Linked DNA regions of Homo sapiens: region 2 is linked to region 1. The links are chromatin loops, found by intact Hi-C in ENCODE. Cell type or tissue: Panc1. All regions are shown on one strand. Links, peaks and the distances in the headings refer to the core of each region. The heading gives the core; the rest is flanking DNA.

What was found. A loop is a pair of places that touch in the nucleus more often than their neighbours do. Peaks named below come from ENCODE experiments on the same cell type or tissue, not always from the same donor. Only the 100,000 strongest peaks of a DNase experiment are listed, where the experiment ranks them.
Region 2: a loop joins it to region 1, with 4 times the contacts of the local background. A loop is called at or near these places in 11 of 110 quality-filtered maps.

The regions. Positions count from the first base shown.
Region 1 is chrX:135,694,162-135,702,815 of GRCh38, forward strand. No RefSeq gene overlaps it. Among named protein-coding and RNA genes, the nearest start is that of CT45A1, 15 kb to the right of the region's middle. In Panc1, for the core only: a CTCF peak has its summit at 3,607; no DNase peak of the experiment used is centred there; H3K27me3 peaks cover 894 bases.
Region 2 is chrX:135,481,229-135,489,882 of GRCh38, forward strand. No RefSeq gene overlaps it. Among named protein-coding and RNA genes, the nearest start is that of INTS6L, 35 kb to the right of the region's middle. RefSeq lists an enhancer at 8,329-8,378. In Panc1, for the core only: CTCF peaks have their summits at 3,597 and 3,800; a DNase peak (open chromatin) is centred at 3,613.

The sequences.
Region 1 (8,654 bases), core at 149-8,148:
TTTCACCATGTTGGCCAGGCTGCTCTTGAACTCCTGACGTCAGGTAATCCACTCACCTCAGCCTCCCAAAGTGCTAGGATTACAGGCTTGATCCACCGTGCCTGGCCTCAGCTTTTATTTTATGTTCAGGGGTACATGTGCAGGATGTGGATGTGCAGGTTTGTTACATAGGTAAACGTGTGCCTTGGCGGTTTGCTGCACAGAGCATTCCATTACCTAGGTATTAAGCACAGTGTCAGTTAGCTATTCTTCCTGATGCTCTCCCTTCCCCCACACTCCTTCTGACAGGCCCCAGTGTGTGTTGTTCCCCCACCCCCCAACGTGTCCTTGTGTTCTCATCATTTGGCTCCCACTAGTAAGTGAGCATATGCGCTGCTTGGTTTTCTGTTCCTGTGTTAGTTTGCTGAAGATAACGGCTTCCAACTCCATCCATACCCCTCCAAAGGACATGATCTCATTCCTTTTTATGGTTGCATTGTATTTCATGGTGTATATGTACCACATTTTCTTTATCCAGTCTATTATTGATGGGCATTTAGGTTGATTCCATGTCTTTGCTGTTGTAAGTAGTGCTGCAATGAACATACTGAATGCTTTATATTCCTTTGGGTATATACCTAGTAATGGGATTGCTGGGTCAAATGGTATTTCTGCCTCTTGATCTTTGAGGAATCACCACACTGTCTTCCACAATGGTTGAAGTAATTTACACTCCCACCAACAGTGTAAAAGCAGTCCTTTTTCTCTGCAACCTCACCAGTATCTGTTGTTTTTTGTCTTTTTTTCTTTTGCTCCTGTCGCGCAGCCCAGAGTACAGTGGAGCAATCTCGGCTCACTGCAACCTCCACCTCCCAGGTTCAAGTGATTCTCCTTCCTCAGCCTCTGACTGGCATGAGATGGTATCTTATTGTGGTTTTGATTTGCATTTCTCTAATGTTCAGTAATGTTGAGCTTTTATTCATATGTTTCTTGGCCGCATGTATGTCTTCTTTTGAGAAGTAAATGTGTATTTCATTTAAGTTTTTGAATTTAATATAAAGTTGTTCATAGGAGTTTCCCTTCCCTTTTTAGAATTTTTGCTGCATCCATAGTTATGTCATTTTTCATTCCTAATGTTACGTATTTGTTCATTATTTTTTTCTTGATCAATCTTCCTAAAGGTTTGTCTATGCTATTAGTTTTCAAAGGACCGACTTTTGGATTTGTTTATTTTCTCTATTGCAATTTCTTTTCTATTTCATTAATTTCTGCTTCATGTTTATTAGCACCTTCTTTCTACTTTCTTTGGGTATATTCTACTGTTCTTCATCCAGTTTCTTATGTTAGACAGAGCTCAATTTTCAGGCTTTTTTTCCTTTTCTAATATAAGCACGTAAGACTATGTATTTCCTCTAAGGACCAGTTTCACTGCATCCAGAAAGTTTTCATATGCAATATATTCCTTATCATTCATACCTAAGTACTTATTAGAAGACTTTTAAAATTTCTGAATACATTTTGTTGTTGTTGCTATTCACTTCTAGTTCAATTTCGTTTTGTTTAAAGAGTATGTATGAAACTAGGTATTTGAACATTGTTGAGACCATGGCCTGTTTTTCCATGTATGCTTGAGAATAGTTTATATTCCGATTGTTGGTTACAGGTTTCTATAAATGGCCACAAGTTAACTTTGTTTATTGTATTGTTCACATTTATGTGTTTATTATTTTTTTCTGTTCAACTTAACATTAATTGAGATAATTACGTTTAAAATCTTCCACAATAATGGTGGATTTTTCAATTTCTCTCAATAGTTCTTATTATTGCTTTATATATTTTCGAGACTATTTTATTAACTGCATACACCTGTACAATTGTTAAATGTTTCTGGAGAAATGAATTTTGACCATTACATAGGGACTATTTATGCTCAAATAATGCATTTTATTGGTCACCTTTATCTGATATCAATATAACTTCCTCATCTTTCTTTCTCTTTTGATGTTTGAGATTTTAATCCAAACACATTGCTATTTGCATTAAAATCACAGGATACACGAACATGTAGAAGGTAGTATGTGGTAAAAAAATGCTGAGCTTCACGTGAGCTCACATTTAACTCTGGTCCTGCCCCTGATCACTCAAAGGACCTTGACAATTCATACTTCCTCATCAGGAAAGTGAGGGAATTTGATTGGATTAGTGCCAGACTTCTTTTTAACTTTTATTTTAAGTTCTAGGGTACAAGTACAGGTTTGTTACACAGGTAAATTTGTGTCACAGGAGTTTGTTGTACAGATTATTTCATCACCCAGGTGTTAAGCCTAGTACCCATCAGTTATTTTTCCTGATACTTTCCCTCCTCTCACCCTCCATCCCCAGGTAGATTCCAGTGTCTGTTGCTCCCATATTTGTGTCCATGTGTTCTCATCATTTAGCTCCCACTCATGAGTGAGAACATGCAGTATTTATTTTTTTGTTCCTGTGTTAGTTTGCTAAGGATAACAGCCTTCAGCTTCATCCATGTTTCTGCAAAAGACAAAATCTCATTCTTTTTTATGGCTGCATAGTATTCCATGGTGTATATGTACCACATTTTCTTTATTCAGTCTGCCATTGATGAGCACTTAGGTTGATTCCATGTCTTTGCTATTGTAATAGTGTTGCAGTGAACATTTGCATGCATATATCTTTATGTTAGAATGGTTTACATTCCTTAGGGTATATACACAGTAATGGCATTGCTGGGTCAAATGTTAGTTCTGCTTTCAGCTCTTTGAGGAATCACTATGCTGCTTTCCACAGTGGTTGAACTATTAGGTTGGTGCAAAAGTAATTGCTATTTTTGCCATTAAACGTAATGGCAAAACTGCAATTACTTTTGCACCAACCTAATAATTTATGCTCCCACCAACAGTGTATAAAGTGTTCGCTTTTCTCCACAACCTCACCAGCATCTGTTATTTCTTGACTTTTTAATAATAGCCATTTTGACTGTTGTGAGATGGTATCTCATTGTGGTTTTGATTTGCAATTTGTGTTTCTCTAGTGATCAATGATATTGAATGCTCTGCTTTTAAAGGGCTCATGTGTGTAAGTCAGACCCACTTGGAGAATCTCCTTATCGTAAGATCAAGTGACTAGTGAGCATAATTACATCTGCAAAATTATTTTTTCCTGTAATGTAATCATGAGACTAACACCAGAGGGTAAAAGTCATGGGGACCATCTCAGAATTCTTCCAAAGAAAGAGAGAGAAGCTAAATATAGCAAGAGTCGAAGCCATGAGTTTTGGGCCACTTTCTCTTACAAAGTACTTATCGCTCCAGGACCTGAGTGTGATCTTTATGTATCCCTTCAATTTGATAATGGGGTGCTTCTGTACCTACCCATCACTAAGATTTGGGGGGTCAGAAAACACCCTGTTTAGGATGGGCAGCTCAGCTGGCATGGTAATGTGCTGTTTCAATGAAATTCTGGGGAAAAAAGTTTTTAAGTCACCTATATTCTTTATGTGAATATATGTGCTGCTCTCCTTTTGGCTGCAACTTCTGCTCTATTCATAATTATACTATGCATGTGGGTTGCTCTCAATATTCAGTACTCAGGCTATTTTGCTGCTTAGTGTCACATCCTTTTGGCCACATTTCAGACTCAGCATGTTTGTTGCCCCTCTGGCAATACTTGACTGCCACTTAGTGGCTATTGTGATCTATTTTCTACTCTGGATTTCTGTTGACAAAACTTTCTGTTTAGGGCACATTAAGAGTCCCTATCTTTCCAGGCTTTATTCATTTTCATAATCCTTCACATGTCCTTCAGCAAACATTCTATCCAGAAAAAAAAAGATGTGCAGTCATGTAGATGTCCGGTCACAGGGAATGCATCCAGGTATTCTAGGTGAGGTAGGGAGAGTCTTGTCAGTGAGACATCTGGGCCCCCAGCTGGCAGCAGGGGCCACCTCGGTTGAGCCTGGAGACGTCCAGTACTGGTGAGATCTAGGATGGTGCATGGCAAACACCGGTGACCTCCTAGGGCCTCAATCTCATGCAGATTCAAGCGAGTGCCCTGTACCACTTCATGGTCTAGGTTAGCTCATGGGAACACCCACAACCTCCTGGACTTCGGCATATGTGTCTGTCATTGCAGGATTCTCTTGGCTCCATGGGACCCATCTCTTCTACTCTCACTAAAACAACCCTGGGATGTATATTTTAAAAACCGGAATACCATTTGGTTAGATGAGCTAAAGAAGAAAAAAAAACTTACCTTGTTTTGTAACACTGTTTGACCTGGATACAATTCAGCTAACAATGAAAAATGGCTGGAGAAAGAAATATGAACTTTAACACCATCTTACGGCTAGATCTTTTCTGTACAAATCAGGGAATGTGGTCTGATGTTCCCTATGTGCAGGCCTTTATAGCCTTACAACAGAACCCAGCTCTATGCAGCACCTGTGGGTTAAACCCAGTAAGACAGAAAACCACACAGATGCACTAGAAAATTATCTTCTATTAAGGGGAAGGGCTCTCAGGGCCCACAGCCCAACACCAGCTCCATAAAGGGGCTCTCAGGGGCCCATATCTACTTCTGAGTCCCCAGCACACCCTACCCTATCAGAGTCTTCTGTAGAATATAATCCCATTTCAACTCCTGCATATGCTTCTCTTTACTCTCCTTTGCCTTGTAAGTAGGGACTGGCCAACCTGGAATAACTCATAGTGGGACTTCATACCATCCAGGACCAGTGAAACTGCTCCCTTTACCAGAAGTCCAAATGCAGAAGGGACCATTAGAATACATGTTCCATTCTCAATAAATGATCTAATCCAGTGCAAGCAAAACCTCAGACTGTTCTCAGAGGAACCCAATGCATTTACCAATGCAGCCCAGGCTCTAACTTTGGCCTTTGACTTAACTTGGAAAGGTATACAAGCTGTCCTTTCCCTTGCTGTACTCCACAGGAACAACAGAGAATCTGATTAGCCAGTCAGGGATACATAAATAGCAGGGCAGCTGACTGGCCTGCCACCCATGAAGTGACAGCTATTGCTGATCTCTCCTATGACCCAGGTTGGAATTACAACAGGTCTGGAAGAATAAAGAATAGGGATGACCTACATGGTCCAATGCCTCCTGGCAGGGATCAGACTATGCATTAAAAAAAAAAAACCTGTTAACTATGAGAAAGTCAAAGTAGTCACACAGGGATTGTCACCAGGACAAAACTTTATTAGCCAGTCTACCCCAGATATCAGGAGAAAACCACAGAAATTACAATTAGGGCCAGAAACACTTATGTCTCAACTAACAGAAATGGATTTTGGAGTATTTCATAATAGGAATCTGAATGAGGAGGAAGGCAGAGTCCAGTGCAAGAACAGGTGAGATAAGGCTCAGGCTAAAATGATAGCTCTTTCTGTTAGTAGTGTCCTGCCACCTCGAAATCACCCCCAGGAAACTTGAAGCTTGGAAACTGGTCGCCAACAGGGTAACAGCTATCAAGGAGCCTGCTTTCAATGCAAGCAATCGGAGCACCAGGCCAGAAAGTGCACACAGCTGCCCCTGGGCCACGCCCAGTCTGTAAACAAGATAGCCACTGGGGAATGGATTTTCCTCAGTCCTGAAGGGGAAAGCGGACATCCTCCCTTGAGATGGCACTAACTCAAGACTAAGGAGGCCCAGGGTTCCAGACGGCCCCCACTGAAAAGAACATTCCAGTCACCAATCTGGAACTCTAGCTGACCCTTGATGTGGCAGGTAAGAATATTGATTTTTTAATGGATAAAGGGGCCTCCTACTGTGTATTAACTTCTCATGTTGGGCCACTTACTTCCAAAAGTTGTACCATAACTGGGGTCAATAATCAACCCCATTCTTACTATTTTACTTCCTTACTCACATACACATCAGTTTATGCCACACTCTTTCTTGCTAATTTCTGAGTGTCCTACCCTGCTCTTAGGCAGAGATTTATTAACTAACATGGGTGCCATCATACCACTCGAAGGCACCAGCCCCTCCCAAATGGTCCTCGTTGAAGGGCCAGCAGATCACCTCCCTATGTCTGTCAATCTTAGAACATGTAAATCCAGCATCTGGAACAACAGCGTGCTCAGAAGAGCCCTTTGGGCTCAACCTGTGGTCATTAAACTACAGGACCCCAATAAGTACCCCAAATAAAAGCAATATCCCCTAATATTAGAAGCAAAAAAGGTATTGAAGCCCTTAATTTCTAGATTCTTACAGCATTGTTTACTAGTGTCCTTAATACTCCTACGCTGACCAGTCATAAAACCAAATGGGGAATATCAACTGGCACAACACTTGAGAATCATAAACGAGGCAGGAACTCTCTTCCTCACTTGGTAGAGAACCGTTATATCTTATTAACCCAAATTCTGGGACATTGCCAATGGTTTAGTGTACTAGGCCTTAAAGATGTCGTGTTTTTAATCCCAGTGCACCTGTCCTTTCAGTTTCTATTTGCCTTTGAAAAGACAGATCCAAATACAGGGAACACCCACCAGTACACCTGGGTGTTATAGTGCCTGGGCTTTCAAGATAGCCCTCACCTGTTTTCACTAGCCCTAGACAAAGATCTCTGAGAGTTACCACTTAGGGAATGTGGTGTCCTACACTATGTAGATAACATCTTGATATGTAGCCCTACCAAGGAAACATCTGACAAGAATACCATCACAGTCTTAAATTCCCTTGGAGCAAGTAGATATAAGTTTTCAAATAAAAGGGCACAATTAAGCAAACAGGGAGTAACTTACTTAGGGTACATTATAACCGCGGGAATAAGGCAGCTATCAGGAAAAAGAAAACAAGCCATACTAGATTGCCTAGTTCCCAAACCAAGAGACAACACAGAACTTTTTTTGAATGTATGGGTTCTGTAGAACCCTGATTCCTAGATCTCTCTCGAGAGGAAGACTCACCAAACATCAGGCTCTCCTCTTAGACTGCCCCAAGGTTACTATAAAAACTTGTGACACCCTTAATCCAGCTCTGCTCATGCCAGTCAATTCCTCGGAGAACCTAACTCATTCCTGTATTAAAACCATAGAGCAGATCTACTTAGGTAGAAGAGATCTAAGAGATACATCTCTCAAGAATCCTGATGATGAATATAGTTTTCTACATTCTGATGGAAGTAGTTTTCTAAAAAATGGAAAAATAAGGGTAGGATGTACTGTGGTAAGTCTATACCAAACAATAGATGCCCAAACACTGCCACCTAATACCTCAGCACAAAAAGCAGGGCTAATCGCCCTCACCCTGAATCCTGGTTCCTCTCCCTAAGGCCCTGGATCTAGGTCAGGGAAAGGCACTTAACATATATGCTGACTCCAAGAACGCCTTCTTTGTGCTTCAACCACATGCAGGTATCTGAAAAAAGCGGGGTCTTCTAAATGCACGGAATTCCCCCATTAAACATGCAAAGGAAACACTGCAGATTTACGGGGCTGTGCATGATCCTAATCAAATGGCAGTCATTCACTGTCAAGAACATCAAAAAGGAAACTCCTCAGTTGCACTGGGCAATGCAAGGGCTAGCAGGGAAGCTAGGACCCTATTCTTCTCAGCTCATTCTCTTTATTTCTTATTTTTTATTTTTTTTGAGATGGAGTTTTGCTCTGTTGCTTAGGATGGAGTGCAGTGGTGCGATCTCAGCTCACTGCAATCTGCACCTCTCTCGCTCAAGCAGTTCTCCTGCCTCAGACTCCCAAGTATCTGGGATTACAGGCACATGCTACCACACCTGTCTAATTTTTGTATTTTCAGTAAAGACGGGGTTTCACCATGTTGGTCAGGCTGGTCTTGAACCTCTGACCTCAAGTGATCCACCAACTTCAGCCTCCCAAAGTGGTGAATTTCATACGGATGTGAGCGACCGTGCACGGCCCCATTCTTTTCTTATAAATCTATCCTATAGGATAGAAAACAAGCATAGGCTAAAGAAAATCAGAAGACCCTAAATCCTGAGGGTTGGAGGCTCATAGGTTTAAACTCTTGCTAGTCCCACCCATGAAAAATTGATAAAAATTTGCACAATTCCCTCCATATGGGGCAGGATGCTATGACCACGTGCATGGACCATGTGTTTACAGGTAAAGGCCTGGCAACCACAATAAAAAGGTCACTCAGGCCTGTGAACTTTGGTCTCAAAATTACCACGAGGCAAACAAAACAAGGGTCTCCTCCTTTATTAACCTCAGTCCAGTGGCAAAGAACTATCGTGGTGAGGACTGGCAAATTGACTGCACCCAAAGGCCCTCCTTTCGAGTTTTTAAATACCTTTTAGTTTTTGTAGACACCATTCTCGAATAGGTAGAAGCGTTCCCCGCCAGAACAGAGAAAGTTACAGAAGTGGCCAAGGCACTGCCAAAAGAGATCATACCAGGATTTGGCCTCCCATGCTCCTTGCAGAGCGACAAAGGCCCCTGTTTTCCTGCAACTGTAACCCAATAGATAGCCCAACCTTTGAAAATTAAATTTCATCTCCACTCCTTATGGAGGCCACAATCCTCCCGCAAGGTTAATAGGACTAATCAAACTTTAAGGTAGACCCTGGTGAAACTGTGCCAGGAAACTTCTGAGTCTTGGAACACTCTGTTGCCTATAGCCCTCATGAGAATACGAGTGGCACCCAAAGAAAAAAC
Region 2 (8,654 bases), core at 463-8,462, 210 kb before region 1:
GGCAACCACTTACAGAGCTTTTTCACTTTTCCAATTTGCCTCAAATGCCAAACGACTGTAGAATGGTCGACGTTGAGTTCTTCAGCAACTTTTCGTGTAGTTGTAAGCGATCAGCTTCTATGATTGCTCTCAATTGGTTGTTGCCAACTTCTGATGGCCAGCCACTAAGTTCCTCATCTTCAAGTCTCTCGTCTCCTTGGACCACCACCACACTGCACGTTCGTTAACAGTTCCTGGGCCAAATGTATTTTTGGTGTTGTGAGTTGCCTCTGTTGCTTTACAACCCATTTTGAACTCGAATGAGAAAATCGCTCAAATTTGCTTTTTGTGTAACATCATTTCTATAGCCTAAAATAAACAGCAAGTAATAAGACATTAGCAAAAATAAATAAATAAATAATAAAAATAAACCGAGGGCCCATTAAAATGATGTCTAACATAACCATATTATTTAAGAATGTATTCCAATATTAAACCGCAATTTCCAACAATGCAAAAACCACAATTACATTTGCACCAACCTAATATTTTATTATAGCAGCCCAAACAGACTAAGTCAATTCATGATTATTTGTGCTAAGTCAGTCTGTTAGCTATTGTGTTGACAGAGGCAACTACTCAAATATTTGGGCTTAGATGCTTTTGTTACAGTTGTTTTCCCTGACTGGAAACTATGCCATCACCTGTTTAGTGTATTGAGCCAACAATACTGTCATCTGGCGAAACGATTACATTACTTTGAGCCACTGTATTATCGATGATGTCACCATTTGGAAAATGTGGTTTGTATATGTTGCGAATGAAACAAGACAAACAGCCAAGTGACAGATCCAGGACAGATCTACTATGCTCTGTAGGTCTTTCTTATCAGATGAAGATTTTCTTCATTTGTATCCTTTGATGGGCGATTCAGCTATTTCCTTGAATTAGGTTGTCGTGCAACTTAAGTCACATCCATTATCCAGCTCTATCTATATTTCCTATATACAAACTCTATGAAGTTATATACCAAACGTACATCTGGTGTGTGTTCCCAGAATGAGTGTCTAACATGCCAGGCCCTGAAAAATGACCCTAAAAACCTTTTGAGAATATATGCAGGTTATATGGAAGAATGAGAGAGGCCAATTAGCATTAGCTTCCTAATTCACCCCAAATATGGATGCTTAATGTATATTGATTATTGGAAAAATAAGATATCCTTTTTTTGTCTATCCTAGTATGAAAAGTGTAAAAGTTTGATAGTATTAAAGAGGGTGTGAACAAGCCAGCACACTCTGGCTGAAAGTATAAATTGGTATGATATTTTCAAAGGGCAATTTGGTAGTATCTGTCAATTTGGTGGTATCTGGTAAAAGACGACTCATAAGACCCAGTGATGCAACATTTATAGTGCCAGACATTTTTCCTGTAGAAACATCTCCACAAATGTGCAAAGATTTATGTATAAATATATTTATTGCATCATTGCTTATAATAGAAAAAAAATGAAAAGAACTCATATGTCTATCCTTAGAGGAACTGAGAAAAATACACAAAGGTGCATTTTAAAAAATTAGGTGGATCTACATGTACTGATACGCAAAGACAATTTGTGCTGTATAAGTCATTTAATAAAGCAAACTAAAAACAGTATGAATCATTTGTTTAAAAAAATAGTTCTGTAATGTTAGAAAATTTTGGAATCAGTAAATGATATTAAGTTAGAAAAAAGGTAAAACTTTTCTCCAAGAAAACAATATATTTTTATATATGTACTTTATATATGTACATATATACACATATAAAATACATATATACTTTATATATCTATTTTTATATATGTATAAATATTTTTATATATAATAAAACTGTTTGAATAAAAGCTGACTTCTGAGAAAGTCCTGATCTACTCTGTAACTCAGGAAATAGATTTGGCAGCTCTTAATGTGACCAGACAAGTGTAGCAGAGTGGAGCTTAGCAAAAGGCTCTGAGCAATTAAAGCTGCAGAATAATTGACCAGGTGCGGTGGCTCATGCCTGTAATCCCAGCACTTTGGGACGCCGAGGAAGGAGGATTGCTTGAGCCCAGGAGTTCAAGACCAGCCTGGGCAACATAGTAAGACCCTGTGAAGAAAAAAGCTGCAGAATAATTACCAGCCATCAGAGCTTCTGATGGAACCCACTCCTCTGTACTGTCGTCTTTGATCTGCTCTCAAGCCCTAATCCAAATGCTTAGCGCTTTTGGTACAAGAGTACAGTTCTGATGAGATGACTCTCTTTAAAACCATCCTTGGCTACCTACAGAATAAATCCAAATCATTTAGTGTGGCATTCAGGGCCCTATGCTATTTTCCAATTGTAAATCTCAACCCAATCAAAAGGCCTGTACAGCATAATGTTTAAGAGTTCAGGTTTTAGAGTGGGGATGGTTAATGGGTCCAAAAACATAGATATAATGAATAAGATCTAGCATTTGGTAGCACAGCAGAGTGACTACAGCCAACAATAATTTATTGTATATTTTTAAATAACTAAGAGTGGAACTGGAATGTTCCCAACACAAAGAAATGATAAATCCTTGAGGTGATGGATGCCCCAATTACTTTGATGTGATTAGTACACACTGTATGCCTGTATCAAAATGTCACATGTACCCCATAAATATATACAACTTTTTTCTCATTAGAAGATTTTATTTCTTTTTTTTAATCTTTTTTTTGATTTGTTTGTTTGTTTGTTTGTTTGTTTTGGAGACGGAGTTTCACTCTTGTTGCCCAGGCTGGCATGCAATGGCAAAATCTGGGCGCACTGCAACCTCCACCTCCCGGGTTCAAGTGATTCTCCTGCCTCAGCCTCCCAAGTAGCGGGGATTACAGGCACCCGCCACCATGCCCAGCTAATTTTTTTACTTTTAGTACAGAAGGGGTTTTGCCATGTTGACCAAGCTAGTCTTGAACTCCTGACCTCAGGTGATCCACCTGCCTCGGCCTCCCAAAGTGCTGGAATTATAGGCGTGAGCCACTGAGCCTGGCCTTATCTTTAAATTATTATTTTATTTTATTTTATTTTATTTTATTTTATTTTATTTTATTTTATGTTCCAGGATACATGTGCAGGATGCACCGGCTTGTTACATAGGTAAACGCGTGCCATGGATATACACCTATTTTTTTTTTTTTAATTAAGAGTTCAGGCTTTAAATGCTTAGCCAGATCTAGGATTGAGTGCTCTGCCTTATCACCATTTCAACGAATCTTAAACTATTTGTCCTTTGAAGCCAAATTCACCAATCTTTTCTCCATACCCCCTTCTTCCCAGATCCCTGTGAGAAAGCATGAAACTGTCCTTTCCCTGAACTCCCACATGGTTGTGTCTATACTGCTCTCAAGGCACTTGCACTTTTTTACTAAGTAATTTTTTGTTTGTTTTTTGTGACTTCCGTACTAAAATGTCAGGCCCATGAGAGTGGGACTCCACCGCCATCCCCATAGCACCCAGCATATTGCTTGCACATGCCAGGCTGATAGTAAATATTTGTGGAATTAAATGAATAAATGAATGAATGCATTTCCTTTTTGCAACAGTCTCAACAATTTACATATGCTACCAGCAAGTGGCAGTAGTCTCCTTTGGCTGTTCTGCCATTCAGCAAGCTGCTGCTCATTAGAGCCTAAAATCATTCTACAAGTAATGCAATTCCCAGTTTTAGATAGTTTGGCAGAGCTGAAAGTGCTGAAATCAGAATCTAGTAATTTGAGCTTTTAGCCCCAGATCTGCCACTGACAAGATATGTGACTTTCAAATCAGTCCTTTACTTTCTGGATATTTTTCTGCATCTGCAAAATGAAGGATGGGATGATTTCCAGAGTTTGACATTCTGTGATTTTCATACCCTGCAAACTCAAGATAATGAGAGCTATGGATTCTTGGCTTGTTGCCATCGTCATTTTTTATCTCTTGTAGAATGTACTTAAGATAAGGTCATGGACAGAGGTATTTCCTTAGAAATTCTCTCTAAATGATCTTTCCTTGTTTGGATGTAATGGAAGATCACCAGGGCCTAACCATCCCTCCCTGACTAGTGTTAACTCTCACGACGAAAACAGGTAGTGATTCTTAGAAGTGAAGAAAGACGAGGATTAGGGGAGGAGGTTCAGTTCAAGAACCATGGGATCAGGCAATGTGGGAAGGCTGGGAATCTGCTGATTTGATTCCCAGAAGGATCTCTACTGTATCTGTTTCGAAACCTCTGTTTTGATTCTGCATGAATGTGTTTTTAAAATTATATTCTGGGGAAAAGGAGTAATTACTTTTTATAATTACTATGGTAATTTAACTATTTAATGTTTTTAAACCACAGTTCTATTTTCATCAATAAAATACTGTCCCTAAAACACTATTGGAGAGTGGACGGCTCTCGTAATATAATGCTAAGTGAAATAAACCAGATTAAACTTCTATAGACAATATGATCCATTGTGTTTAATTGTAACATATACACATAGAAAAGGAGAGAAGGCTCCCTATCAAGGATAGGAAGCAGGAAGCCAGACACTGGAGCAAAACGGCACACATTTTAGAACCCAGGGTAACTTCAGGTAAGCATCAGGAGAGAAAAAGTCTTGCTGTGTAGGTCGGGTTTTAAAGGCAAGAAGGGACAAAGGGCTGCCACGTTATTTAGAAAAAAAAAAAAGATGCACGTAATTGAGGTTCTGTATTTGATTAACAAATATAATGGATATCACATTCAAAGTTTTGTTACTTAGATGTAACAAAGGTAAATATTATTTTGATAAAGAGTTGAACTTGGTGTAGAAGTCTGGTTCTAGCTACAAGAAAATATCTTCACTCTTTTCTTATTACCTTGTGGCAGAGAGTGCAAATTACTGGAACAAAGAGTAAATTTGGAATAAGGATCTCCTCTGAGAGGGAAACTAATAGGGAAATAAAAATGTTTTCTAGTTACAAGAAACAACTGATTTAACTTTACCTTAACCAATGATATCAATGCATCTTAAGTATGCAGGAGAGACAGACAGAAAGTTTTCTGTGCATGTGCAGCACTGTCTAGGAGAAAGAAACAATCTCGTAATGTAATGCTAAGTGAAATAAATGAGATTAAACTTCTATAGACAATATCATCCATTGTGTTTAATTGTAATGTATACACATAGAAAAATTAGTGGAAAAAAACATACAAAATATGTTCACAGTGTTTATGATGGAATTTTACATAACAGGCAATTTTACTTTTCTTCCGTATAATTTTCTTTAACTTTTGAATTCTCTGTGGAACTAATAGAACGTTTACAATGTAAAAAGTAAAACTGATATCAAGGCTTATTATGTTAATAGTGAAAAAGGCAGGTATGGCTAAGTTTCTCTGGATCCTTGAAGCCCATCTTGCTGCCCATACTCCAACAGATTCCCAAGGGTAGGATATAATCACAAAGACGCCTCAGGAAAGAGCCTACTTATTGCTGAATCGCTTAAAGTATTAGGTTGGTGCAAAAGTGATCACGGTTTTTGCCATTAAAAGTAATAGCAAAATCACTTTTGCACCAACCTAATAGTTACTTACCTTGGTAAACTGGCCTGCTGTGTGTGAGGTGAAAGGACCCTTTTTTCCCCTTGAGCTTAAATGAGCTTAGATGAGAAGTAAAGCCTAAGCAGGTACAAGACAGATGTTTTTTTTTTTTTCTCCTTGGCCCACCCTGGTTTCCTTTTTGGGTAAGGTCAAGGCAGCCTGCTTATAAAGAGGAGACCACCCTGGCCTGTCTTGTCATACCAACCACATGAGTTGCAGGGGCAGGGGAGATCACAGAATGGAGAGAACTTGCACTGCACTGAAGAGGTTAGCCCTAGTCCTGTTCTAACTAAAATCACCTGACTCTTCCCGGAGAAAGCTCTAACACCTAGTAGGGGAGGACATGGGAGAAGCCTGGCCTTCTCCTAAAGCAGGGATTCCCAAACTTTGACGATGACCCCAGTACACACATACCACACACTCCCACACACACACCTGAAGTAAAACTTTCACAAAAAATACGTAATCCTCAGGGCTGGCTTCCTAGGCTTGTGGCCTGTTATAGTAGCACAGGGCCACACGCTCAGAAGAGCCGCATAGTTGGTTTAGTGTTCTACTACCACTGTCTAGGAATCTTTAATAATTTTATTTTTGAACTTGTGTTTTGTAAATGAAGTCAAATGCAACAGTGGAGCACGCACATGAGCAGAGTAGATGCGGAAAATGTGTGTTTCTTGTTCCCTCATTTACATACAGTGTTTGTGATGCCCCCAGAGAACACAACTGCAGTGAACTGGCAGTGCTTGGGAGTTCAGCAAGTCTCAAAGGGAGAAGAAGATGTGTTCCCTCTACAACTAAGGCGGGGTGGAGTAGGGTAGTGACAGACCAAAGAGGTCATGCTTACCTTTTGAACAAGATCTTGTTTCATAGACAGAAAGAATTCAATGCAATGGGATTCTAAGAAATATGAAAACCGGCCAGGCGCAGTGGTTCACACCTGTAATCCCAACACTTTGGGAGGCCAAGGTGGGTGGATCACGAGGTCAGGAGATCGAGACCATTCTGGCTAACACAGTGAAACCCTGTCTCTACTAAAAATACAAAACATTAGCCAGGCGTGGTGGCGGGCGCCTGTAGTCCCAGCTACTCGGGAGGCTGAGGCAGGAGAATGGTGTGAACCCAGGAGGTGGAGCTTGCAGTGAGCCGAGATCGCACCACTGCACTCCAGCCTGGGCCACAGAGCAAGACTCCGTCTCAAAAAAAAAAAAAAAAAAAAAAAAAAAAGTAATATGAAGAACCCTATTATATCCTATGGTGTTACTTTCCTGTATTAGCCAACCAGTTATGCTGAAGATGATGACATAGAAAAAAAGGGAGAAGATACATCAACCCTTTCTCTTTCATCATGCCTTACTCACCAGTAAACCAAAGGCAGAGACTATTTTTAGTATGTGTAGTATGTGCATGTATCGGAAGTGAAACAAAAACACTTCAATTCATTTTGTGCAGTGTTTCCACTGTTCTGGTAAAAGCTACAAAATATAAACTGTGTAGTTTTGGTGATTCTGCATGTAAGTTAAGTGCTTTTATATTTGTGTCTTTGAACTGGCCTTGCCTAATAAAGATTAACAGTAAATTTTATGTTAATAATTTAATTTTTTTTTTTTTTTACTTAGGGTTGGAATAAATAGCAAATAAAAATACACTGTGGCAGTCAGGCGCAGTGGGTCTCGCTTGTAATCCCAGCACTTGGGGAGACCGAGGTGGGCAGATTCCTTGAGTTCTGGAGTTCAAGACCTGCCTGGGAAACATGGTGAAACATGTCTGCACAAAAATTAAAAAATTAGCTGGGCATGGTGTGCACCTGTAGTCCCAGCTACTCGGGAGGCTGAGGTGGGAGGATCGCTGAAGCTCAGGAGTTCAAGGCTGCAGTGAGCCGTGATTGTCCCACTGCATTCCAGCTTGGGCGACAGAGTGAGACCCTGTCTCAAAAAAAAAAAAAAAATCCCCAATATGGCTGGCAAGTCAAGACAGAGACTGCAGAAAAAAGAAAAAAGCTTTATATTTGAGTCCCTCTAGCAACAGTATTTTCTGCCTTTTAATCAAGGAGCCCCATATTTCTATTTTGTGGTGAGCCCCAAAAATTATTTAGCTGGTCCTGCCTATAAGGTATGAGATCCATAATACTTTCTACTCTGGTCTTCTCTGTTTTTAAGTGTTACTCATGGATACAAACACATAGAAATGATAAATACTTAAGGTGATGGATACCCCAAATACCCTGGCTTGATCATTACACGTTCTATGCCTGTGGCAAACAGTCACATGTACCCTATAAATATGTAACACATTATGTATCAGTAAAAGAAAAAAGCCAAGCGTGATGGCTCACGCCTGTAATCCCAGCACATTGGGAGGCCAAGGCAGGTGGATCTCTTGAGCCCGGCAGTTACAGACCAGCCTGGGCAACATGGTGAAATCCCGTCTCTACAAAAAATACAAAAATTAACCAGGAGCACACCTATGGTCCCAGCTACTTGGAAGGCTGAGGTGGGAGGATTGCTTGAACCTGGGAGGTTGAGGCTGCAGTGAGCTGTGATCATGCCACTGAACTCTAGACTAGACAACAGAGCAAGACCCTGTCTCAAAAAAAAAAAAAAAAAAAAGGAAATGGAAAAAACTATAACACATGTAAATACACGAAGAACACAAGAAATAATAATTAATAATGTCATAAAAATAATGCTATCTTTAGTAATCCATATTACTTTAGAATGGTCTAGTCCATGAGTGTGTGAAATAAAAGGAGTCATGTAAATTGGGTTAAAAAATGTTGCTCATGATCCACTAAATTGATTTCATGACCCTTAATGGGTTGTGACAGGCAGTTGGCAGAACCCTGCCCTAGAGGTTAGAGTGCATGGTTAACATTTCCCCAAACATTTTCTCTTCAACTAAACCAAAGTGCTTAGCAGCCAGATCTGGGGTCAGTCAAAGGTGATTTCACTTCCCCTTGAGGGAGACAATTAGAGGTATAAGGAAAGTCCTACCAGCACCTTCGAAAGGCTGCTTGACTAATTATTGTCATGGCTGCTAGAACCAATGAGATGGCTAATTTGGTCCCTCAAGGCCTTATACAAATGTC